Linked DNA regions of Homo sapiens: regions 1 and 2 are each linked to region 3. Evidence: read pairs that join two places in POLR2A ChIA-PET (ENCODE). Cell type or tissue: MCF 10A. All regions are shown on one strand. Region 1 overlaps CEP20 (centrosomal protein 20). Region 2 overlaps LOC107984869 (a long non-coding RNA gene). Region 3 overlaps ABCC1 (ATP binding cassette subfamily C member 1 (ABCC1 blood group)).

What was found. ChIA-PET counts read pairs that join two places held together with the same protein. Peaks named below come from ENCODE experiments on the same cell type or tissue, not always from the same donor. Only the 100,000 strongest peaks of a DNase experiment are listed, where the experiment ranks them.
Region 1: POLR2A ChIA-PET joins it to region 3 with 11 read pairs; 18 of 35 experiments call an interaction of 5 or more read pairs at or near these places.
Region 2: POLR2A ChIA-PET joins it to region 3 with 12 read pairs; 7 of 35 experiments call an interaction of 5 or more read pairs at or near these places.

The regions. Positions count from the first base shown.
Region 1 is chr16:15,870,203-15,878,202 of GRCh38, forward strand. It overlaps CEP20 (centrosomal protein 20), which reads right to left. Exons shown (of 5, transcript NM_144600.4): 4 at 3,289-3,425. It also overlaps the pseudogene RNU6-213P. Among named protein-coding and RNA genes, the nearest start is that of CEP20, 14 kb to the right of the region's middle. In MCF 10A, a CTCF peak has its summit at 4,861 (motif pointing right); a DNase peak (open chromatin) is centred at 4,849.
Region 2 is chr16:15,895,662-15,903,661 of GRCh38, forward strand. It overlaps LOC107984869 (a long non-coding RNA gene), which reads right to left. Exons shown (of 3, transcript XR_001752339.2): 3 at 6,887-7,331. Among named protein-coding and RNA genes, the nearest start is that of CEP20, 11 kb to the left of the region's middle. RefSeq lists an enhancer at 3,577-4,776. In MCF 10A, no CTCF peak of the experiment used is centred here; a DNase peak (open chromatin) is centred at 4,170.
Region 3 is chr16:16,018,624-16,026,623 of GRCh38, forward strand. The region is part of intron 5 of ABCC1 (ATP binding cassette subfamily C member 1 (ABCC1 blood group)); the gene reads left to right. Among named protein-coding and RNA genes, the nearest start is that of ABCC1, 73 kb to the left of the region's middle. RefSeq lists an enhancer at 3,449-3,743. In MCF 10A, no CTCF peak of the experiment used is centred here; DNase peaks (open chromatin) are centred at 1,038, 3,638 and 7,148.

The DNA.
Region 1 (8,000 bases), 150 kb before region 3:
ACAAGGCTGATTATGAAACTTACAAACCAGAAAGTTATTTCTCAAGCGGTTATTTTTCTTTATGGGACTGATAGTATCAATGACTTGGGGTTGCTGTGTTAAGAAGTGTTAAGGTGTACAATATCCACTGGTGACAACTGAACTCAGAAACTCATATTGTCATATATTCTTGGTAAGTGTATAGACTGATAAAGCCTTTTTGGAGGGGAATTAGACAATATCTACTACATTTTTAAATATGCATATCCTTTGAACCAACAACTCTACTTTAGGCATCCACACAAGAGAAACGTGTAGACAAAGATACAATGTTACATCACAATACTGTAATGTGTGGACAAAGATACAATGTTACATCACAATACCGTAAAAGCAAAATATTTAAAACTAAATAAGAGTGATTATAAGGTGGGAGAGTAGCCTGGGCAACAGGACAAGACCCTGACTGCAAAAAATTAAAAAATAAGCGAGGTGCAGTGGTGCACCCCTATAGTCCCGGCTACTTGGGATGCTGATGTGGAAAGACTGATCCCAGGAGTTTGAGGCTACAGTGAGCTATGATTGTGCCACTGCACTCCAACCTGGATGACAGAGTAAGACCTCATCTCTAAAATTAAAAAAAGGATGATTGTAATAATACTCTGGAATATGAAACAAAGTTAAAAACGAGATCTACACGTATCAACAAGTAAAAAAAAGCAAATTGCAGGATAACGTGCACCATAACAATGTATATATATTTAAATACACAGAAATGAGTCCCGAAGGGGCTGGGCATGGCCAGATGCAGTGGCTCACACCTGTAATCCCAGCACTTTGGGAGGCCAAGGGGGGTGGATTGCCTGAGGTCATGAGTTGGAGACCAGCCTGGCCAACACAGTGAACCTCATCTCTACTAAAAATACAAAAATTAGGCGGGTGTGGTAGCACATGCCTGCAGCCCCAGCTACTTGGGAGGCAGGAGAATCACTTGAACCTGGGAGGCGGAGGTTGCAGTGAGGTGAGATTGTGCCATTGCACTCCAGCCTGGGTGACAGAGTGACAGTCCATCTAAAATTTAAATAATAATAATAAAATAAAATAAAATAAATAAAATAAAATAGAAATGAGTCCCAAAGAATACCCTGCAAACTGCTAACAGGGACACCTTCTATAAAAAGGGAGAAGAATTGAGGAGTTAGGGAGAGGCAAGAAGGAAGAAAGGAAAGTTAAAGGGAACTTTTTACTATTTAAAAAATTTAGAGATTTACTCATGTACTTGCACTATTAATGTTTTATTTTGCTCGTTAAGTACTTGCCAATTAGTAGGCAGTAATGTCAGTTCCTTACCAATCCCTAAAAAGAGAATTTGGAAAACTTCTCCATAATCTATATGTGGAAAGGTATACGGGAACAGCAATCAAATGTGCTGATTCTGCTACTAATTATCTGCTACAGGTCTTAGTTGAGTTACTTAACCTCTTAGTATTGGAACCTTCTTAAAGTTTTCTCAACTATGAAATAAGTAGATGGGAATGACTTATTTTCCAACGTTCCATCCAGTTCAGCATTCTAATATATATAGAAAGATATCTCCTAGTGCAGTCAGAAACCACCTCCAAAATAGGTTATCCTGATTCACTGTTTACTTTCAGACCTCAAGAGACACCAAGCATCTAACACGGTCACTACTGGTCATAGCAGTTTAGGAAACTACAAAGGCAATCCACATTTTAGGCGTTTCCTAAAAGTTTCCTAAAAGTTCGTGTCAACATTCAAGATTTACATTTGTTCTGATAATTGGCAGCCTAAACCCCACCTTTAACTGTCCTTAAAAATTGACCAGCTCTTGGTTGGGCGCGGTGGCTCAAGCCTGTAATCCCAGCACTTTGGGAGGCCAAGGTGGGCGGATCATGAGGTCAGGAGATCAAGACCATCCTGGCTAACACAGGGAAACCCTGTCTCCACTAAAGATACAAAAAATTAGCCGAGTGTGGTGATGGGCGCCTGTAGTCCCAGCTACTTGGGAGGCTGAGGCAGGGGAATGGCATGAACCCAGGAGGCAGAGCTTACAGTGAGACGAGATCACACCACTACACTCTAGCCTGGGCGACAGAGCGAGACTCTGTCTCAAAAAAAAAAAAAAATTGATCAGCTCTCTACCACAACTGAAAACACTGAGCTATAACCCACTCAATTCAAATGGTGAAAATGGGATCCCATTGCTGGGATAATCAAAATAAGTCAGGGCCAGGTACAGGCTCGTGCCTGTAACCCCCACACTCTGAGAGGCTGAGGTGGGAAATCACTTAAGACCGAGTTCAAGACCAGCCTAGTGAACACGGTTGAGACTTCCATGTCCACAAAAATTAAAAAATTAGCTGGGTGTGGTGCCTGAAGTCCTAGCTACTTGGGAAGCTGAGGCAAGAAGGTGAGAGGATTGCTTGAGCCCGGCAGTTCAAGGTTACGGTGAGCTATAATAGCACCACTGCACTCTAGTCAGGCGACAGAGTGACTAGAAAAAATACATAAAAATTTATGTATTTTTATGTCTCAAAAAAATACATAAAAATTTATGTATTTTTATGTCTCAAAAAAATACATAAAAATTTAAAAGCTACCAAAAGCTCATTTAAAAAACAGGCAATCTGAAAGAAATGTGGGCGATTCTCCTAACAATCTGTAACTTGTAGGTAACTTCCACTGTAACATAAACAGTATCCTAAAAATGCAAATGACTTCTCTATCTGTATTTAGCAATCTTACCTTTTATTTTGCAGTCATGGAGAGGAAAAAAAATAATCACTTGATAAAAAGCTATTTATTCAGTATACCAAGGATCTAAGCTGCTCCAAATACTTACAATTTACATGAAAATTGGAGTTTTCAGTATTTTTTTGTTTTTTTTTAAATTTAATTAATATAATTTTTTAATTAAAAAAATAGAGATGGGGTTTCACCATGTCACTTAGGCTAGTCTCAAACTCCTGGCCTCAAGCGATCCACCTGCCTCGGCCTCCCAAACTGCTGGGATTACAGGCATGAGCCATTGTGCCTAGCCCAGAGTTTTAAATACTTCTATAAAGAAATTACATCTAAGAATTCTGCCCAGTTATGCCTCCCACCCTTCCCTGTCCAAGATTCTTTACAAAAAGCATTCTGTTTCTTGGAGTAACATAGGCTAGACATATTAGATATAAGCAGAATTAAACTATGACTCAAAAGCTCAGTAAAGACTCCAAAAGAAAAATATATAGGAAGAAAACATATTTGCTGACAGCTAAATGATGAATCTTGGAAAACTCATACCCATTGGCTTTCTTCTACTAGGTTGTCTGCCAAGACTTGGGTCTGAAGGCTGAAGTGAAGGCCCTTTCAGAAATGCATTCTGGATGCCATCCTTAGTTCCACGCAAGAAATGGGCTAAAATCCCATATAAAAGAGGTCTATAGCAGGAAGAAAACAAAACAAAACCAAAAGCTAATAAATCTGCATAAACGGGAAAAGCTTAAAACATTTATTCTTTAAAAGGTAACCTCTGACATCAAAAAGACCAAGTGATTCACTAGACTTTAAAAAGCGGCATGATTATCCAAAATGCAAATTGTTCATACTTTTAAATTTAAGAGTACCACTTAATTTCATGACAATTTTAAAACCCAGAGAAAACATGTTAACAACTTAAACCTCATCTACACTGAAATATCATTTCTATCAATCCACAGGAATCTCTTTTAAACTCCAAAGTCCAGTAGAGTATTTCCCAATACCTAACCCCATCTAATACACAACAGGTATTCAATAAACACCTCTTGATTAATAAGTCCTTGCCCTGAAAAAGTCTTAGGTCCTGAGAGCCAGGTGACCTGAGTTCAAATTCTGGCTTTGCCATTTGCTAGCTGTGGGACTCTGTGTAAGATTCTTAACCTCTCCAGCCTCATAAATGTTTCTTCCTTTATAAATTAGGATAAGCACCGTCCCTCCCTTATAGGGCTGTTATGCACTAAATGAGTTAATAAATGTCAAGTGTTTTTTACTGTGCCTGGCACATATGAAATGGTATATAAATGTTAGCTCCTGTGTAGCTAACATTTATTTAGATTAATATTTACATTACCTATTATTTTAAAATCTTCTTTATAGTTTACAGAACGTATACCTCTTCTCATCTAATCCTCATCGTGTAATGTCAAGATCATCAACTGCAATTTATAAAGGAGAAAACCACAGCCAGGAGATTTGCTAGAGATTCCCCCAGATAGTAAACAAAGTTTACACTTGAACCCCAAATCCCATATTGTTTTCCTTACAGTGTGCTGCCTGGGAATTTATATTAGTACTCTTGCATCAAGGAAAGCTGCTCTGCTGACAATCAAGAGTGGTACAATGGAAATGTTTTCCTTTGTTTCCAATCTCAAATTTGAAAACACAATTAAAAGGATTTAATCTTTATTTTTAATTTTTGTGGGTACATAGTAGGTGTATATATTTGTGGGGAGGATTTATTTTTTGAGATATGTATCTATTTACTAGCTGGTATAATGGTTTACAGTACGACGCTCCCTTCCAAAGATGGAATCTCATTGCCCTCTGAGTGTGAGCTGAACTCACTTCTAACTGGCACAAAGCTGACTTCAGAGGCCACGTGGTAATGGCCCTGCAGCTTCCTCCTTGCTTTCTCTCTTGGATTGCTGCCTTTGGGAGAAGTCAGATGCCTCAGGACACTTCAGCAGCCCTGGAAAGTTACATGCAGTAAGGAATTGAGGCCGCCTGTCAATATCATTATGAGTTTGGAAGCAGATAGTTCAGCCACATTCAAGGCTTCCGACTACAACCCTGGCTGGCATCTTGACTCCAACCTCAAGGGGGAGCCTGAGCTAGACTTACGTGACTAAGCCAATCCCAAATCCCCGAATATTCCACAAATAATCTATGTTGTTGTTCTAAGCTACCAAATTCTGGAATAATATCACACTAATTTTTCCATGCCACAGGGAAACCAGGAAAGTAAGTTTCTTTATTTAATAAGATGCCGCAACTCTTATGAAAGCGTCACCTAGTAATATAAAACAGGTCTCTTTGTTTACTTTAATCTTCCCCAAAGTGTTAACTGGTTCAAGATGATTTTTAAATGTTAAAAGTTTTATTTTTTAAATAAATATTCAAAAAAATGTACTTGTGATTAAAATTTTGGGTTGGACATGGGGGCTCAGGCCTGTAATCCCAGGACTTTGGGGGGCCAGCCTGGCCTCAAACAGGAGTTTGAGACAGCCTGAACAACATAGCGAGTCCCCTAGCTCTACAGCAATTTTATTTTAAATTAGCCACAGAAGGTAATATGCACCTGTGGTCCCAGCTACTTGGGAGGCTGAGGTGAGAGGATCGCTTGAGTGCAGAAGGGAGAGGCAACTTGCAAATTCATGGATTAAGGTTTATCTTTTAAAATAAGTTTCAAAAAGATAAAGAAAAGTGCGGCCTCACAATAACTTGCCTGTAATTCTGAAATGCAAAATTCTGAAAACTGGATTCTCTTCATATATCTGGCAAAAAATCATCAGATGGCAAGGGTTGACCTAACAAGGCTATTAACAAGGCTATTACAGACTTTATCTTACTTTGTGTGAAAACATTAATGTGCTGGGTGTGGTGGCTCAAGCCTGTAATCCCAGCACTTTGGGAGGCCAAGGCAGGAGGATCACCTGAGGTCGGGAGTTCAAGACCAGCCTGACCAACATGGAGAAACCCCGTATCTACTAAAAATACAAAATTAGCCGGGTGTGGTGGCATGCTCCTGTAATCCCAGCTACTCAGGAGGCTGAGGCAGAAGAGTCACTTGAACCCAAGAGGCAGAGGTTGCAGTGAGCTGAGATCATGTCATTGCACTCAAAAAAAAAAAAAAAGAGAAAGAAAATATTAATGTGATTGTGGAATACTACTTTAGGACTCCCTGGCACATACATGTAGTATTTGGTAGATGTACCATATTACTTTTTTTTTTTTTTTAAAGAATTGAAGTCTTGGGCCGATGGCTCACACCTGTAATCCTAGCACTTTGGGAGGCCGAGGCAGGAGGATCATGAGGTCAGGAGATCGAGACCATCCTGGCTAACACGGTGAAACCGTCTCTACTAAAAATACAAAAAATTAGCCAGGCGTGGTGGCATGCGTCTATAGTCCCAGCTACTTGGGAGGCTGAGGCAGGAGAATCGCTTGAACCTGGGAGGCGGCAGTTGCCGTGAGCCGAGATCACGCCACTGCACTCCAGCCTGGACGACAGAGTGAGACTCTGTCTCGAAAAAAAAAAAAAGAACTCTCGCTGTGTGGCCCACACTGGAGTGCAGCAGCAAGATCATGGCTCACTGCAGCCTCAATCTCCTGGATTTAAGTAATCTTCTTGCCTCACCCTCCTAAGTAGCTAGGACTACAGGCATGTCATTTTAAAACCCGACAGCATTTGGATTTTCAAACATGTATCTGGCCTCAGTGGTTTCAGATGCAGCACTGCAGATCTGTAAGTAAATAATATGAGTAATATGTGACTATGGCAAACTCTGTGAATGCCAATCACTGAAGTGTGAGAAACAAGGGCTTAAAGAAGTTACCTAACTTTTAAAAAATAAAGCCGTTTTAGCAACTTTTTTTTTTGCTTCCTCATCCTCTCTCAAACTTACTTTTTTTTTTTTTTTTGGAAACGGAGTCTCGCTTCTGTCGCCCAGGCTGAGTGCAGTGGCACGATCTCGGCTCACTGCAAGCTCCACCTCCCCGTTTGACGCCCATTTTCCTGCCTCGGCCTCCCAAGTAGCTGGGACTACAGGCATCCGCCACCTTGCCCGGCTAATTTTTTGTATGTTTAGCAGAGACGGGGTTTCACCGTGTTAGCCAGGATGGTCTCCATTTCCTAACCTCGTGATCTGCCCGCCTCGGCCTCCCAAAGTGCTGAGATTACAGGCGTGAGCCAATGCGCCCGGCCTTCTTTTTTAAAAAAATATCAAACATTTCACGAATTTGCGTGTCATCCCTTTGCCGGGGCCATGCTAATCTCTGTACCGCTCCAATTTTAGTTTATGTGCTGTTAAAGTGAGCACAAACTTCTTAATACTTTCATCTGAAGTAGGTATCTCAAAAGCTACCAAGAAGCCAGTAATAGTCATTGCTTATTTCCATCAACTGCTAAATGTAAAATGATGTCTTGTATTAAATGATGTAATAACTCACTGCTCATCCTAAGTCACGCTTAGATTCCCCCAATTATTTTTCCCACTGTTCTCAATTATACAATTTTTATACTTTTCAAAACACTTGTTACCAGGTGCAGTGGCTCATGCCTGTAATCCCAACACTTTGGAAGGCCAAGGTAGGTGGATAACTTGAGCTGAGGAATTGGAGACCAGCCTGGCTAACATGGTAAAACACCATTTCTAAAAAAAATACAAAAATTGGCCAGGCATGATGGTGCATGCCAGCGTATGCCTGTAATTCCAGCTACATGGGAGGCTGAGGTGGGAGAATCGCTTGAGCCCAGGAGTTCGAGGCTGCAGTGAGCCATGATCAAGCCGCTGCACTCTAGAGACCTGGGCAACAGAGTGAAACCCTGCCTTGAAAAAACAAACAAAAAAACCTCACAGCACTTTGGGAGGTGGAGGTGGGCAGATCACTTGAGGCCAGGAGTTCGAGACCGGCCTGGCCAACATGGTGAAACCCCATCTCTACAAAAAAATATGAAAAAAAATTAGCTGGGCATGGTGGTGCACACCTGTAATCCCAGCTACTCAGGAGGCTGAGGCAGAATCAGTTGAACCCAGGAGGAGATTGCGGTGAGCTGAGATGGGGCCACTGCACTCCAGCATGGGCGACAGAGCGAGACCCTATCTCACAAAAAGGAAAAAAGAAAAAAAAAAGAAACAAGGGAAGATGAGAGGAAGAGAAAGAGGAAAATGCCATAAAGGAGTTACTATCTGAACAGGGCCAACAGAAAGGAAAGATGCTCCAATAGAAGTTAAGATGCTCCAATAGAAGAGGGA
Region 2 (8,000 bases), 120 kb before region 3:
AATCCCCACAGTTTATGAGGCCAAAGCGGGATGAACGCTTGAATCTAGAAGTTTGAGACCGGCCTGGGCAACATGGTGAAACCCCATCTCTACAAAAAAAAAAAAATTACAAAAATTAGACAGGCGTGTAGGAGTGAACATGTAGTCCCAGCTACTCCAGAGGCTAAGGTGAGAAGACCTGCAGAGCCTGGGAGGTCCAGGTTGCAGTGAGTCGTGATCACACCACTGCACTCCAGTCTGGGCAACATAGTGAAACTGTGTTTCAAAAAAATAAAAAATGTTCTCTGGTGAGGACTCGGTGATTGAGGGTCAGTGTTCGATGGAGACTTACTTTTTTTTTTCTTTTTGAGACAGTCTCTGTTGCCCAGGCTGGAATGCAATAGCACCATCATAGCTCACTACAGCCTCGACCTCCAGGCTCAACTGATCCTTCAGCCTCCCGAGTAGCTGGGACCACAGGCACGTGCCGCCACGCCCAGCTATTTTTATTTTTTGTAGAGATGGGGTCTCACCATGTTGCTCAAGCTGATCTCAAATTCTTGGGCTCAAGCAATCCTCCTGCCTCGAACTCCCAAAGGCCTGGGGTTGCAGGCATAAAACACCACACCCAGCCTTACTTTTGTCCATAGACTTATTTTAATTTATTAATTAATTTATTTATTTGAGACTGAGTCTTGCTCTATTGCCCAGGCTGGAGTGCAGTGGCACGATCTGGGCTCACTGCAACCTCCGCCTCCCAGGTTCAAGCAATTCTAGTGCCTCAGCCTCCCGAGCAGCTGGGATTACAGGTGCACACCATCATGCCTGGCTAATTTTTGTATTTTTAGTAGAGACAGGGTTTCACCATGTTGGCCAGGCTGGTTTCGAACTCCTGACCTCAAGTGATCCTCCTGTCTCGGCCTCCCAAAGTGCTGGGATTACAGGTGTGAGCCACCGTGCCCAGCCTAATTTTAACTTTTAACTATGTACATGCATTACTGTGCACAACCAGCTGTGGGCAAGTACAGCCCAATAGCCCCTCCTCTTCACTGTCTTGAGTATCTCTTGCTCGTTGTTGAGGGCCCGTCTAGCGCCATGCCCCATAGGCTGCCTATAGGAGTCCTTTTGACCCTTCAGGCACCCACACAATTGTGGAAATGTGGCTGGACCAACAAATAGTGGGAGTGAGTGGTAATCCATGTGTGACATGCGAGAGGTGCACATTTTTTTCTCTCTCTCTTTTTTTTTTCCATAGAAATATAAAATGTTTGTAGAAATGTAAAATCTTTTGTTTTTCTTTTTTTTTATTTTTCCAGACAGGGGTTAACTCTGTCACCCAAGTTGGGCTGCAGTGGTGCAGTCACAGCTCACTGCAGCCTCAACATCCCAGTCTAAGGGATCCTCCCACCTCAGCCTCCTGAGTAGCTGGGACTACAGGTGTGTGTCATCACACCTGGCTACTTCTTTTATTTTCTGTAGAAGCAGAGTCTCGCTATGTTGCCCAGGCTAGTCTTAAACTCCTGGTCTCAAACAAATTCTCCCACCTCAGCCTCCCAAAGTGCTGGGATTACAGGCATGAGGCACTATGCCCAGCCTGTAATCTTATTAGCACACAGCCATGCCCCCCACTTTTTTTTTTTTTATTTTTGAGAGAGGTTCTCACTCTCACCCAGGCTGGAGTGCAGTGGCATGATAAGGGGTCACTGCAGCTTCAACCTCCCCTGGCTCAGGCAATCCTCCCATCTCATCCTCCCAAGTAGCTGGGACTACTTGTGCATGCCACCATGCCCAGCTAATTTTTTGTATTTTTTGTAGAGATAGGGTTTCGCCATGTTGCTCAGACTGGTCTTGAACTCCTAGATTCAAGCATTCTGCCCACCTCAGCCTCCCAAAGTGCTGGGATTAATTACAGGCGTGAGCCACCGCATCTGGCCGCCTGCCTGTTTCTTAATGCATTGTCTATGGGCGCTTTTACACGGCAACAGAGGAATTGAGAAGCTGCAACAGAACTCACTTAAAATATTTTACCCGGCACTTGAAGAAAACATTTGTCCACTCTTGAATTCTTTTTCATACTTTTTCTAGGCCACAGGTATATTATTAACAGATTAACCATTATTTTTTTTTTCAGCTATAGCCAATAATAATAAAAAAGAGCAACTCACATTGATGGTGCCCTTATTGTGTGTGTGTCGTTTCATGGCATCCTGAAGACAGCTGAGAGACAGATGTGATCATGCCTGTTTTACAGATGGAAACTGAGGTTTGGAGGGTTGAAGTTGCTTCTGAGTAAATGGCTGAGTCAGTGCAACTTGACCCCAGTTCTGCTCCACTCACCCAACGTTGCTCAGCCGTTTTCGGTTGTTTCAGTTTCACTGCAGACACTTCTCTGTTCTCCCCCTGCCCTCCTTCTCTCCCCCAAACTCTCTCTCTTCCTTCTCCTCCTTTCTCTTCTTCTGCTCCCCAATCCCCCTCCTCCTCTTTCATCTTCTTCCTCCTCCTCCTTCCTCCTCCCAGCCCTCCTCCTCCTCCTCAACCTCCTCCCCTTCTATCTCCTCCCCCTCCTCCTCTTTCTTCTCCCTCGCCCTCCTCTCTTCTTTTCTCTCCCCCAACCCCCTCTCTACTGGGCCTTTGCATGTGCCCATCCCCCAGCCTGGAAACTTCCTCCTGTTCTGGTTAATTTCTGCTCATTCTCCAGGTCTCAGTCTACCTTTTTGTTGTCGTTGTTGTTGTTGTTGAGACGGAGTCTCGTTCTGTTGCCCAGGCTGGAGTGCAGTGGTGCGATCTCGGCTCACCGCAAGCCCCGCCTCCCAGGTTCACGCCATTCTCCTGCCTCAGCCTCCCGAGTAGCTGGGACTACAGGTGTGCGCCACTGCACCTGGCTAATTTTTCGTATTTTTAGTAGAGATGCGGTTTCACCATGTTGGCCAGGCTGGTCTCAAACTCCTGGGCTCAAGCGATCCACTTGCCTCAGCCTCCCAAAGTGCTGGGATTACAGGCATGAGCCACCGTGCCTGGTCTCCAGGTCTGTTTAAATGTCATTTCTTCCTAAAGCTTTCCTGGCTAATTCGATTCTTCTTCTCAAATGTATCTTGGGGGGTGAAAGGTCTGAGAAGAGGGAGGGGCATAGAGATAAAGGAAGCTTCCAACAGAGGTGCATCACCAATGCCCTTCTCCCAGGTCCGAGGTCATACCCCTGGCTCGAGGGGAGGCGGCTTCCGATGCCTGGTCCATGCTGGGGTATCAAGTTCCAGCCCTCTCACCCCAGTTTGGGACAATTCTGTAGGACCGCCTCACTGGCAGAGCTTGCTGAGGGAGTAAGCTGAGGCCTTTGTAGGCCACAAGGTTGAGACCAGCCTGAGCATCATAGTAGGGCCTTGTTTCTATGAAAACATTTTTTTAAAAAATGAAACTTCCCACATGACAATTTTTTTTTTTGAGACGGAGTCTCACTCTGTCACCCAGGCTGGAGTGCAATGGTGCGATCTCAGCTCACTGCCACTTCCGCCTCCCAGGTTCAAGTGATTCTCATCTCAGCCTCTCAAGTAGCTGAGATTACAGGTGCCCACCACCACACCTGGCTAATTTTTATATATTTTAGTAGAGATGGGGTCTCGCCATGTTGGCCAGGCTGGTCTTGAACTCCTGACTTCAAGTGATCCGCTCATCTCTGCCTCCCAAAGTGCTGGGATTACAGCCATGAGCCACAGCGCCCGGCTTCCCCATGACAATTTTAAACATGAGAACTATGTATATGCCACAGTCTGGAACTTGGGATCTCAAATAATCTTGGATTCCTTGTTCTCAGTCCCCATACAGAAGGGAGGAGGGCTGGCCTTTGGACTCCCCCAAATCTGGGTTCGAATCCCAGCTCCACCACTGCAAGTCTGGTTGCTCTGGACCAGTTACTTAACGTTCTCTAAATGTCAGTTACATCCGTGAGATAAGCTACCTCGCGGGACTTCATTCAGTCCTTCTTCAAATATCTGTAGAATATTTGTAGGCTGAGGCCTTTGCTGGGACCGTGGAGAAGCCCAACTTCCTCCTCCCTTTCCCCCACTTCCTAGGCTTTGATCCAGCCCTGGAGCCTTGATCGAATTGATCTCTCTTTCAAGTCTTCCAGGGAGGCTGTGACTCAATCCTAGAAACCAGGGGCAGGTCCAGGCTGCCTGTGGTCTACTTGCTCCACTTCCTCAGGTGCTCAAGGGTGACTCATCACTCAGTAAGTTCAGAGCAGAGGGCGTTCTCCTCAATGTGTGCCAGGAGCACAGCAGGAATGTAGGCACCCTCAGAGCTCCCCAGAATTCCCTAACCCTGGACCACACTGTGGCATTGCAGCCTATGTGGGGCTGAGGCTCTGTTTCACATTGGGTGCCCAATGGACTGCTTTACAGGACAGATGCCTTGTTATCCTGCTCTGCTCCGGTAGAACAAATATTTGTAGAAGGACCGAATGAAGTCCTGCAAGGTAGCTCATCTCACAGACGAAACTGATGTTTAGAGAACATTAAATAACTGGCCCAGAGCAACCAGACTTAAAGTGGTGGAGCTGGGATTCAAACCCAGATTTGGGGGAGTCCAAAGGCCAGCCCTCCTCCCTTCTGTATGGGGACTGAGAACACGGAATCCATGACCATTTGAGATCCCAAGTTCCAGACTGTGGCATGTACATAGTTCTCATGATTAAAATTGTCACGTGAGAAGTTTCATTAAAATTTTTTTTTTTTTTTTTTTTTTTTGTAGAGACAAGGTCTCACTATGTTGTCCAGGCTGGTCTCAAGCTCCTGACCTCAAGCGATCCTCCTGCCTCAGCCTACCAAATTGTTGGGATTGTAGGTGTGAACCACTGCACTCTGCCCAGAGGTTTCAAAGTGAACTTTTTTTCTTTAATCAAGATGGGGTCTCACTATGTTGCCCAGACTGGTCTCAAACTCCTGAGCTCAAGCGATCCTCCCGCCTTGGCATCCCAAATTGCTGGGCTTACAGGCATGAGCCACTGCACCTGGCCTCAAAGTGGAATGTTTTTAGTGGGGGGAAGGTGCTGGATATTACTGTCAGTCCTTTAGAGGAAGTAAAATAAATCCTACAGGTACATTGACATTCTCAGGTCACTTTCAGAGGGATGAGCAATAAATTCATTCAATGCCTTCTTTACTAAAAGCATTAGAGATAAAGAAATTCTGGAAGTAAATCTTGCTGAAATGCATTTTGTCAGGGGAACTCAGTTGAACAAAAACTAAAGGTTGAGTTCAGAAAAGGTAAATGTCTTTTACCAAGATTTAGTTCTTTTCTTCCAGGTAGATATGCCTTTTCTTAGGATCTGGAGTGAGAGGCTGTTGGAAAATAAGGGTTGGGGAAAGCCACAGATGGAATTTTACAAATTGGAGACAGCTACTTAATAGAAACGGCATCTCATCAGACAAGTCAAGGCAACTGTTGAAAATATGACATGTCTCTCTATCAGCCATTCATGGCCCAGGACACTATGGCAACCAAATCCAAACTGCTGGTTCAAAGAGATTAGTCTGAATCCCAAAAGAATCCTAATTCTCTCCTGATTTATTAAGGAAGAAAACAACAACCGCCTTTATTTGCAATATTATTGCATTGCATGCAATCCTAGGAAAAGGTGTGGCTGTTATTTTTGAAGAAGTACTCACCCTATACTAGATACAGTATGAAACATTATTCATGCGTCATTGCATTTATTTCTCACGTGATCTCAAGAGGTAGATGCTACTGTCATCCTGATTTTAAGATGAAGAAAGCAAGCCTTAGGGAGTTAAAGGGAACTGCCCAAGGTCAAACAGCTGGAAAGAGACTTGGCCAGACGCAAAAACAGTCTGATGCCCGGTTCAAGGTCCTTTAGTTTCATCTGTCCAGTAAGTAGACAGAGTATTTGATACTTGGGCTGGACTAGACAAATCTATGATGTGTAATTGTTCTGTGAACTCACAGATCCTAGCGTGAAGAGTTTTTTGTTTTGTTTTGTTTTGGTTTTTTTAGATGCAGTTTCGCTCTTCTTGCCTACGCTGGAGTGCAATGGCGTGATCTTGGCTCACTGCAACCTCCACCTTCCGGGTACAAGTGATTCTCCTGCCTCAGCCTCCTGAGTAGCTGGGACTACAGGCACCCACCACCACGCCCGGCTAATTTTTTGTATTTTTAGTAGAGATGGGGTTTCACTATGTTGGCCAGGCTGGTCTCAAACTCCTGACCTCAAGTGATCCACCCGCCTCAGCCTCTCAAATTGCTGGGATTACAGGCGTGAGCCACTGTGCCCGGCCTTTTTTTTTTTTTTTTTTTAGATAGGGTCTTGCTCTGTCGCCCAGGCTAGAGTGCAGTGGTACAATCATAGCTCACTGTAGCCTTGAATTCCTGGGCTCAAGCGATTCTCCCACCTCAACCTCCCTGAGTGGCTGGGACTACAGGTGCGTACCATTACAACACCTGGCTAATTTTTTTTTATTTTTTAATATTTTGTAGAGACAAATTCTTGTTATGTTACCCAAGGTGGTATTGAACTCCTGGCCTCAAGTGATCCTCCCACCTTGTCCTCCCAAAGTTCTGAGATTACAGGTGTGAGCCACTGTGCTTAACCAAGTGAAGACTTTTTTGGCTAGCTCAACCCTGTAATTCCAGCACTTTGGGAGGCCGAGGTGGGTGGATCACCTGAGGTCAGGAGTTCAACACCAGCACGGCCAACATGGCAAAACCCTGTCTCTACTAAAAATACAAAAATTAGCTGGGCATGGTGGTGGGCGCCTGTAGTCCGAGCTACTCAGGAGGCTGAGGCAGGAGAATTGCTGGAACCTGGGAGGCGGAGGCTGCAGTGAGCCGAGATCACACCACTGCACTCCAGTCTGGACGACAGAGCAAGACTCTGTCTCAAAAAAAACCCCAAAAACAAAAAACAAAAATCAAAACAAACAAAAAGCCCAAAGGAGGACTTTTTCATGCTGATAAAGAATGTAGGATAAACCTGATACCCTCTCCAAAATCTCTTCCAATTTTCCTAACCTCTGTACCAATGAGGACTTCCTTTCCTTTCTGACTTTCGATCAATGTAACAAAAATAAAATTGAAGCAGAGAAGGGTTAAGTATGTTGCTCAAGGTCTTGCAGGTGATTTGGGTTAGAGCCAATCTTGAACTCAGCCAGGTGAGGTGGCACCTGGTTCCATGACTGGACCCTCCCTGCTGCCCTGGTTTGCGAGAAGATTCTTACACACATGTCCCTGATCTCCTTGAAGCTTTGATTTTCCACCTAGAGCCCCACTGCAGCATCCTGGTTATCTGCGCAAGCTCTGTTGTTACACTGAACTGGATGGTGAATCCTGGGTACCTGTGTGGCCTTGGGCAAAAAAAAAAAAAAAAAAAAAAGCACCTCTCTGAGCTTCCATTTCTTTCATTCTTTCTTTCCCTTTCCCCTCTCCTCCCCTCCCCTCCCCTCCCCTTCTCTCTCTCTCTCTCTCTCTCTCTCTCTCTCTTTCTTTGTTGGAGTCTCCGTCTGTTGTGCAGGCTGGAGTGCAGTGGCGCAATCTTGGCTTGCTACAACCTCTGCCTCCTGGCTTCAAGCAATTCTCCTGCCTTGGCCCCCCTGACGAGCTGGGATTACAGGCATGCACCACCATGCCAGCTAATGTTTGTATTTTTGTAGAGATGGGGTTTTGCCATGTTGGCCAGGCTGGTCTCAAACTTCTGACCTCAAGTATTACGCCCATTTTGGCCTCCCAAAGTGCTGGGATTACAGGTGTGAGCCACCACACACGTTCTTGGGCCTCCATTTCTACAGCTATTAAAAGGAGGCCATAATAGTACCTAACTCCTGGGATATTATCGTGGCTAAAATGAGCTAATGGGCCAGGTGCGGTGGCTCACATCTGTAATCCCAGTACTTTCGGAGGCCGAGGCGGGTGGATTACCTGAGGTCAGGAGTTCGAGATCAGCCTGGCCAACATGGCGAAAGCCCGTCTCTACTAAAAATACAAAAATTAGCCAGGTGTGGTGGCTTGCACCTGTA
Region 3 (8,000 bases):
GGAGCTGGGTTGGAGAAATGAGCAAGTGCACACATCTGTGTATGTATTCCTGTGCATCTGTGTGTACGTGTGCATGTGCCTGCTTGTGTGTCTCGGTAGTCATAGGCATGTATATGCGTGTATGTGCTTATATGTGAATGTGTGCTTGTGAGTGTGTTTATGTTCATGTATGTGTGTGTTTGTGTGTGTGTGTGTCTTTGTGTTGTGTGTGCTTGCATATGTATAAAGTTCACAAAGGCAATGGTGACTCATGCCTGTAATCCCAGCACTTTGAAAGGCCAAGGCTAGAGGATCGCTTGAGCCCAGGGGTCACCCCATTTTGGATCCCTGGCTGGTGCCTGACACAGAAGAGAGGGGCTCATGAGTCAGTGGCTGTTATATGTATTGTGTATCAGTGTGTGTAAGTGTGTGGCAGCCGAGTGTCCCTGTTTGTCAAATGTTGGGCTATTCTTTTTTGTCTTTTGTTTGTTGTTTTTTTCTGTTGTTTTGTTTTGTTTTTAGACGGATTCTTGCTCTTGTTGCCCAGGCTAGAGTGCAGTGGCATGATCTCGGCCCACTGCAACCCCGCCTCCTGGGTTCAAGCGATTCTTCTGCTTCAGCCTCCTGAGTAGCTGGGATTACAGGCGCCCATCACCATGCTCGACTAATTTTTGCATTTTTAGTAGAGATGGGGCTTCACCATCTTGGCCCGGCTGGTCTCGAACTCCTGACCTCAAGTGATCCACCCGCCTCGGCCTCCCAAAATGTTGGGATTACAGGTGTGAGCCACCGTGTCTGGCCGAGCCATTCTTTAGAACTGGGATTTATACAAAACAAGTCACACCTCAACTGGGTGGCTGCAGACCTTGGATTGCTCAGGGTAAACAGAGTCTGGTTGGGGCTGCCTGGCTGGCGTGGGGATCACCCAACCCATCAAGCTTCCTCTGGGAGCCTGGGAAGAGCTCTCTTGCCATGGATGGTTCTGGAAGCTTTTTGAAGGAGGGACTTTCTTAATTTCTGATCTCCCTTGGGAATCTGGATAAATTCCCTTTCACTTCTCCCCTGGGCGTGTGTGTACCAGGGTGACTCACAGATCTGACTTGGACCTTTTTTTGTGCTTTCTGCATTCCTGGCAGCCTGGGCCTGGGATTTGCTCTGCCACCCTGGGTGACATGAAGCTCTCAGCTCTGGCGGCTAAAAGGCTACACTGTTGTGGGGCTGGGACACCCTGACTCTTCTCCCCAGTCATTGTTTTCTGTTTCTGTGTCATCTCCCCCAGCTCGGCTCCTCCTGTGTCACTGCTGGTCTTCCAAGATGGTGGAAGACACTGTGGTTTGTCTCTTTGCAGTCTCGCTCTGTCGCCAAGGCTGTAGTGCAGTGGCATGATCTTGGCTCTGCAGCCTCTGCCTCCCAGGTTCAAGCAATTCTCCTGCCTCAGCCTCCTGAGTAACTGGGACTACAGGCGCACACCACCATGCCTGGCTAGTTTTTGTATTTTTAGTAGAGATGGGGTTTCACCGTGTTGGCCAGGATGGTCTCGATCTCCTGACTTCAAGTGATCCGCCCACTTTGGCCTCCCAAAGTGCTGGGATTACAGGCTTGAGCCACCGTGCCCGGCTGTGGTCTGCCTCTTGTGCAGTGAGATCCAGCAGGGTGTCAAATGTGGGTGTGCAGGCTGCTGCATTTCTGACATTTGTGCACCTGTCCAGGAGAGAACACTTTGATTGGCTGACACTCTCTGTCCAGGAAGCCTGAACTTCCCTCTGGGTTCCTGTTCAGGAACCCCATGGGGTTGCCATTTACCTTTTTGCAGATTAGAGTTTAGACCAGGAGTTAGCCAGTAGCCCATGGGCCGAATCTGGCCTGCTGCCTGTTTTTGTAAATAAAGTTTTATTGGAACACAGCCACTCGCGTTCATCACATAGTGTCTACAGGTGTCTGGAGCTGCAGCAGTGGAGTTGTGTAGTTGCTACAGAGACTGTAGCACCCACAAAGTCTAAGATACCTACCATCTGACCCTTTACAGAAGAAGTTTGTCCACCCCTGGTCTAAGCATTTCTTTAGCTCTGATGACTTTTTAGCTTCCTTTTTTGTCCCCTTTCCATTTGCAGGCATTCTTTCTTCCTATGCAAGGCAAGGACGGGAATCGACATTTATTAGATGCTTGCGGTGTACTGGCTAGCACTATGCTAAGTTCTTTATATGCATGTCTCACTTGACTCTCACAGCAGTCCTGGTGAACTTGGTACTATTTTTCTCATTTTACAGACAAACAATCGCAGACATAAGTGCCTTGCTCGACCTGAGTAGTAGAGCAGAGATTCGAACTCACGACTGGCTGTTGTGCACAATCATGTCACTTCGCTTGGTTGTAACTGCTGAATGGGAGGGTCTTGGCTAAATAATGGCTTTGTGTTAGGCTAGAGGCTTCACGTGGCAGTATCCACCTTGTAACCTCAGTGCCTAAGACACAGCCAGGCACACGGTGGGCCTGTAGTGGTAATTTATTGTTGTGTTATATGGGGAGGTGCTCAGTACATGTGGCACGTATATTATGTCTTGCATAAGGGTGAAGTGTGCATGAGGCCTCACAGGACATCAGATTAAGCTGCTTCTCTGCCTTCATCCTGTTCAAGTATTACCAGCAAGAAAGAGGAAGGGGACTGATGTATGCACAGATGTTCTGAAGGCTTGGCATGGTGTCAAGAGCCTTATTTTTTTTTTTAATGTTGCATTTTGGGGGGTTAAATATATGTAACCTAAGATTTGCCATTTTAACCATTTTAAGTATGCAATTCAGTGATGCTAAGTGCTTTTAAAAATCTTGTTCAAGGCCAGGTGTGGTGGCTTACACCTATAAACCCAGCACTTTGGGAGGCCGAGGCAGGTAGATCACCTGAGATCAGGAGTTTGAGACCAGCCTGACCAACATGGTGAAATCCCATCTCTACTAAAAATACAAAAATTAGCTGGGCATGGTGTTGAGCACCTGTGATCCCTGCTATTTAGGAGGCAGAGGCAGGAGAATTGCTTGTGCCCGGGAGGCGGAGGTTGCAGTGAGCTGAGATCGCTCCAGTCTGGGCAACAGACTGAGACCCTGTCTCAAACAAACAACGAACAAATGAACAAACAAACAAACAAAATAACCACATAACTACCTAGCAACGTAGCCTAGCAATTGAGATGGGGGCAAGGAAGGGTAGGAACCAGGTCCTGTGAGAATCAGCTAGACTTGTGGCTTTGGGCTCGGTGCTCTTCCTTTGGGGACGTCAGCAGCCCCTTCTTGAAAACGGGTTGCAACTCGATTTGTTGTTGGCTTCACCTCCTCTCTCTGTCCCAGACCTGAGCCCTGTGATCTGGGGAGGAGGACAACGGGACAACCTGTTTGCTTGTTTTCCCATCACTCTCAGGGATTGAATCACAGTGGAGCCAGGAAGATGGGGAGAGTCCAGGCTTGCTGCTCTCCCATCCTCAGAGCAGCAGCAGGCCATCCATCACCTGTCGCCTGTCCTCAGAGTGATCAGCCAAGGCCTGGGGCGGCTGGGGTCAGGTCAGGCAGGGCGTGGGTGGGAGCTGGCAGGGCTGGCTCCTCCAGGCCACTTCGTGCTGAGTCACTGAGTCGGCCAATCCTCCCCAGCTGGCCCTGCTCCCACTCCATGACTCAGATGTCTATTCCAGCCCTGGCTGCTTGGTGGGGCTCCTCCCATCTGTCCTTCTGGCTCTGGGGCTGCCGAGGCTTTTGGGAGCCTGGGCAGGGCTGACCAAGACTGCCAGAGCTCCGGCCGGTCCCCAGTCTCCTGCCTTTTTTCTCATTGGCACTGAGTCTGTGGTTTAGGTTTGGGGGAGGAGGGTCTTGTAGATAAGGGGATCAAGGCCAAAGGAGATCATTTATTAGGTCCCAGCTGAAAGCAGAGGTCCTTGGACCAGTTGGAATGCTCGACATCCCCCGGAAGCTTGCTAGAAATGCTGGGTCTCAGGCCTCATCCCAGACCTACCAAGTCAAACTCATTTTAACAAGATCTCCAGGTGGTTCAGGGTTGCAAATCACTGGTTTGGAACATTCAGTGAAAGCTACTCAGCTCGTTTGCAGTAAGAGGTATTTTTAGTCCTGTCTGTATAATATGTAATATTTTCCCCCCAGCATTTTACTATGAACATTCTTAAACCTACAGAAAAGTCGAAAGAATTCTACTGTGAGCAGTCATATAGTTGGTACCTAGAGCCACAGTTAACATTTTGCTAAACTTGCTTTGTCACATATCTGTCTGTCTAACCAGATAGCTAATCAGCCAGCCAACCGGCTACTTTTGTTTTGTTTTTTGTTTTTGAGATAGGGTCTCACTCTGTCTCGCAGACTAGAGTGCAGTGGTGTGATCATAGCTCACTGCAGCCTCCAACTCCTGGGCTCCAATGATCTTCCCGCTTCTGCCTCCCAGGTAGCTTGGGCCCTACAGGTGCACACTACTGTGTTTGGCTAATTTTTAAATTTTTTGTAGGCGTGAGGGCTCCTTATGTTGCCCAGTCTGGTCTTGAACTCCTGGCCTCAAGCCATCCTCCCACCTCAGCCTCCCAAAATACTGGGATTACAGGCCTGAGCCACTGAACCTAGTTTTTTTGATATCTGAAACTTCCTTCGAAATATATTAGTATTCTTTCATGCACCCACTTCCAAGTAAATCATTAGCTAGAGTTTAAGATCTGTTTACACTTCTGAGTTTTTTGCTTAAAATTTACATACAGTGAAATTGCTGATCTCAAGTTAGCATTTGATGAATCTTGGTAAAGGAATACTTTAAACCCCTGTCAAGATATAGAACACTGCAAGGACGCCAGGAAGTTCCCTCGTGCCCCTTCATGATCAGTCTCTGTCCCCACCCACCAAGGCCTGATCTTGGACCGTTGATTAAAGCGTTGAAACTCCATTTTCTTTCCATTTCTCCGTCATGCTTTCAGTCATTTAATAATCAGGTGTTGTGCCAGGGGCTGAGCTAGAAAGAAACAGACCTTGACCACTGCCCTGGAGGAGAGATGGAAGGTGGGTGGCAGGCAGTTGAACCAACAACTGCAGGATGGACAGTGGGGGCTCTGAGGGAGGGAAGTGCTGGGAGTTGTGGGGGCTGGGAGAGTGGTCCCTGACTCAGCCTGGGGCTCCAGGGCTAGCATCCAGGGAGGAGAGGGGATGCTCAAGTCTAAGGAATGCGAGGCTCTGGCCAGGTGAATATGTTTGGAGGTGGTGGGGTGGGAGGGTGCTCCTGGTAGAGCAACTGGCATGTGCAAAGGTCCAGTTGAGGGAGCTTGTGGGTGTTGGGAATCACTTGGAATTCGGCTTGGCTAGGCTGGGTGCAGTGGCTCATGCCTGTAATCCCAGCACTTTGGGAGGCCGAGGCAGGCAGATCACCTGAGACTAGGAGCTCAAGACCAGCCTGGCCAACGTGGTAAAACCCCGTCTCTACTGATCATAAAAAAATTAGCTGGGTGTGGTGGTGCATGCCTGTAATCCCAGCTACTCGGGAGGCTCAGGCAGGAGAATTGCTTGAACCCGGGAGGCGGAGGTTGCAGTGCGCCGAGATCGCGCCACTGTACTCCAGTCTGGGCGACAGAGCAAGACTCTGTCTCAAAAGAAAGAAAGAAAAAAAGAATTCTGCTTGGCTAGATTGGAAGGGCTAGGATGTAAGCGAAAAGAGAGGCAAGAGTCAGCATCAGAGATCAAGGGTGCAATTATGTGTCACAATAAGGACTTGGAATTTTTTGTTTGTTTGTTTGTTTTGAGATGGAGTTTCACTCTGTCACCAAGGTTGGAGTGCGGTGGTGCCATCTCAGCTCACCGTGCCCTCCACCTCCGGGGCTCAAGCGATCCTCCCACCTCAGCCTCGCAAGTAGCTGGGACCATAGTTGCGTGCCACCACGCCCAAGTAACTTTTTCTGTTTTTGGTAGAGATGGGGTTTCTGTATGTTACTCAGGCTGGTCTTGAACTCCTGAGCTCAAGTGATGCCCTGCCTTGGCCTCCCAAAATGCTAGGATTACAGGGATGGGTGAACCACCACATCCAGCCAGGACTTGGAATTTTAACCCTACTGTGGTGGGAGCTGAGGAAAGGTTTTTCACCAGTGGAATGACACACTCAGGTTGGACAGGTTGTGGAAGATCCTCAGGCTCAAAGGAAGAGGATACATTGGACATGGGGGTGAGGTCGGTGGCACTTAAAAAGCCTTTGCAGGCACCCAGGCAGGTAGAGAGGGAGGCTGAGCCAGGATATTCCCCTGTGCCCACTACAGCATCAAAAACCAGAAAAAGGGCCAGGTGCGTGGCTCACACCTGTAGTCTTGGCATTTTGGGAGGCTTAGGGGGGAAGATTTCTTGAGACCAATCTGGTCAACATAGTGAGACCCCATCTCTTGAAACAAAAAAACAAAGAAAACAGACAAGTTGATGGGCAAAGGGCATGGGCAAAGATTCTGGGGTGTGCTCCAGTAGAGGAAACGGAGGTCCTGGGCAGGGAGGCATTTTGCACAGTTGGTAAGCAACAGGGCAAACAAATCACCAGTGTTTACGTTATACTGGCAAATCTCTTACTGCTGGACATTTAGGCTCCGTCTAATAATAAGGATAACAGCTGGGTGCACTGTATTATTTATTTAGTCCTCACAGTAGGGCAGGATGATCAGTCTCCCCACTTGACAGATGAAGACACTGAGGGTCAGAGTGGTGATGTGTCAGGAACCCTCCCACTGGGTTCTCACGCTTGAAACACAGATTGCTGGTCCCCACCCACACAGTTTCTGATGCAGTAGGTCTGGGTGGGGCCCGAGCATCTGCGGTTCCCAACAAGTTCCCAGGTGCCACCGATGCTGGTGACAGAGCTGCGTTTGAGGATCACTGCTCTAAACATTATTGCTGCTGCACGCATTGCCTCCTGCTGGGTGCAGGGGTTGTGGGGGGCACTTTGGCAGTGCAGAGCGGAGGTAACCAGCAGAAAACCCGTTAGAACTAAAAGCTGAGAGTGTTTCTGACAAACAGGTCAACATGCTGAAAGACCCAGACAAGGTCCTTAAACTACCCTGCGCTCCAAGAATCAGTGCCTGGGGCTGCCGTACCTAATTGGTTCAAACCACAGGGTTTCTGGCCAGCTCATCTGGTACCAAACGTAGATGTCAATATGGTGGATGCCAAAGAACACATCACTCTGTTTGGATGAATCAGGCTTTTCCTCCCTCTGCCTTCAGCCAGGACTTCTCTGAATTGTTTTCATTTCAAATGAAAGAGGGACCAGTTCACAAGCTGCTTTCATGCTATCTGGGACAGGAGTTACTGTATTTCAGTGTCTGAGGCTGGGAAACCCCCTGGAGGTGGCTCTGTCTTTTGTACCTAGTGTGTGATGTCAAAAGATTCTCCTTGGTTTGGGTTAAATGACATGCTCCCTGGATTACAATCCAGTGCCCCATGATTTTTTTTCCTCCTTTTTTATTGTCAATCCTTGACCTACTTCAGAAGTTAGTTGTCTTTGTTGTCAAGTAAGGCCTTCCACGTCAGATAGAGGCTGTTTCCAGGCCGGGTGCAGTGGCTCATGCCTGTAATCCCAGCACTTTGGGAGGCCGAGGTGGGTGGATCGCTTGAGGTCAGGAGTTTGAGACCAGCCTGGCCAACATGATAAAACCCCCGTCTGTACTACAAATGCAAAAATTAGCCAGGCATGGTGGTGTGCACCATGTAATCCCCGCTATGTGGCAGGATGAGGCAGGAGAACTGTTTCAATTTGGGAAGCGGAGGCTGCAGTGAGCTGAGAACGCACCATTGCGCTGCAGCCTGGGCGATGAGAGTGAAACCGTCTCAAAAAAAAAAAAAAAAAAAAAAAGGCTATTTCCTTTTTTTTTTTTTTTTTTTTTTTGCCAGTGAAGGGGGGACCCTGTGTTGGCCTCCCTATCGGTCACTTGAGATAATCTGAAAATCTGTGTTTAGATCCATAGAAGAGAGGCGGCCTGAGGAGAAGAATTTGACAAAGCTCTTTGAGTGTGCAAATTAG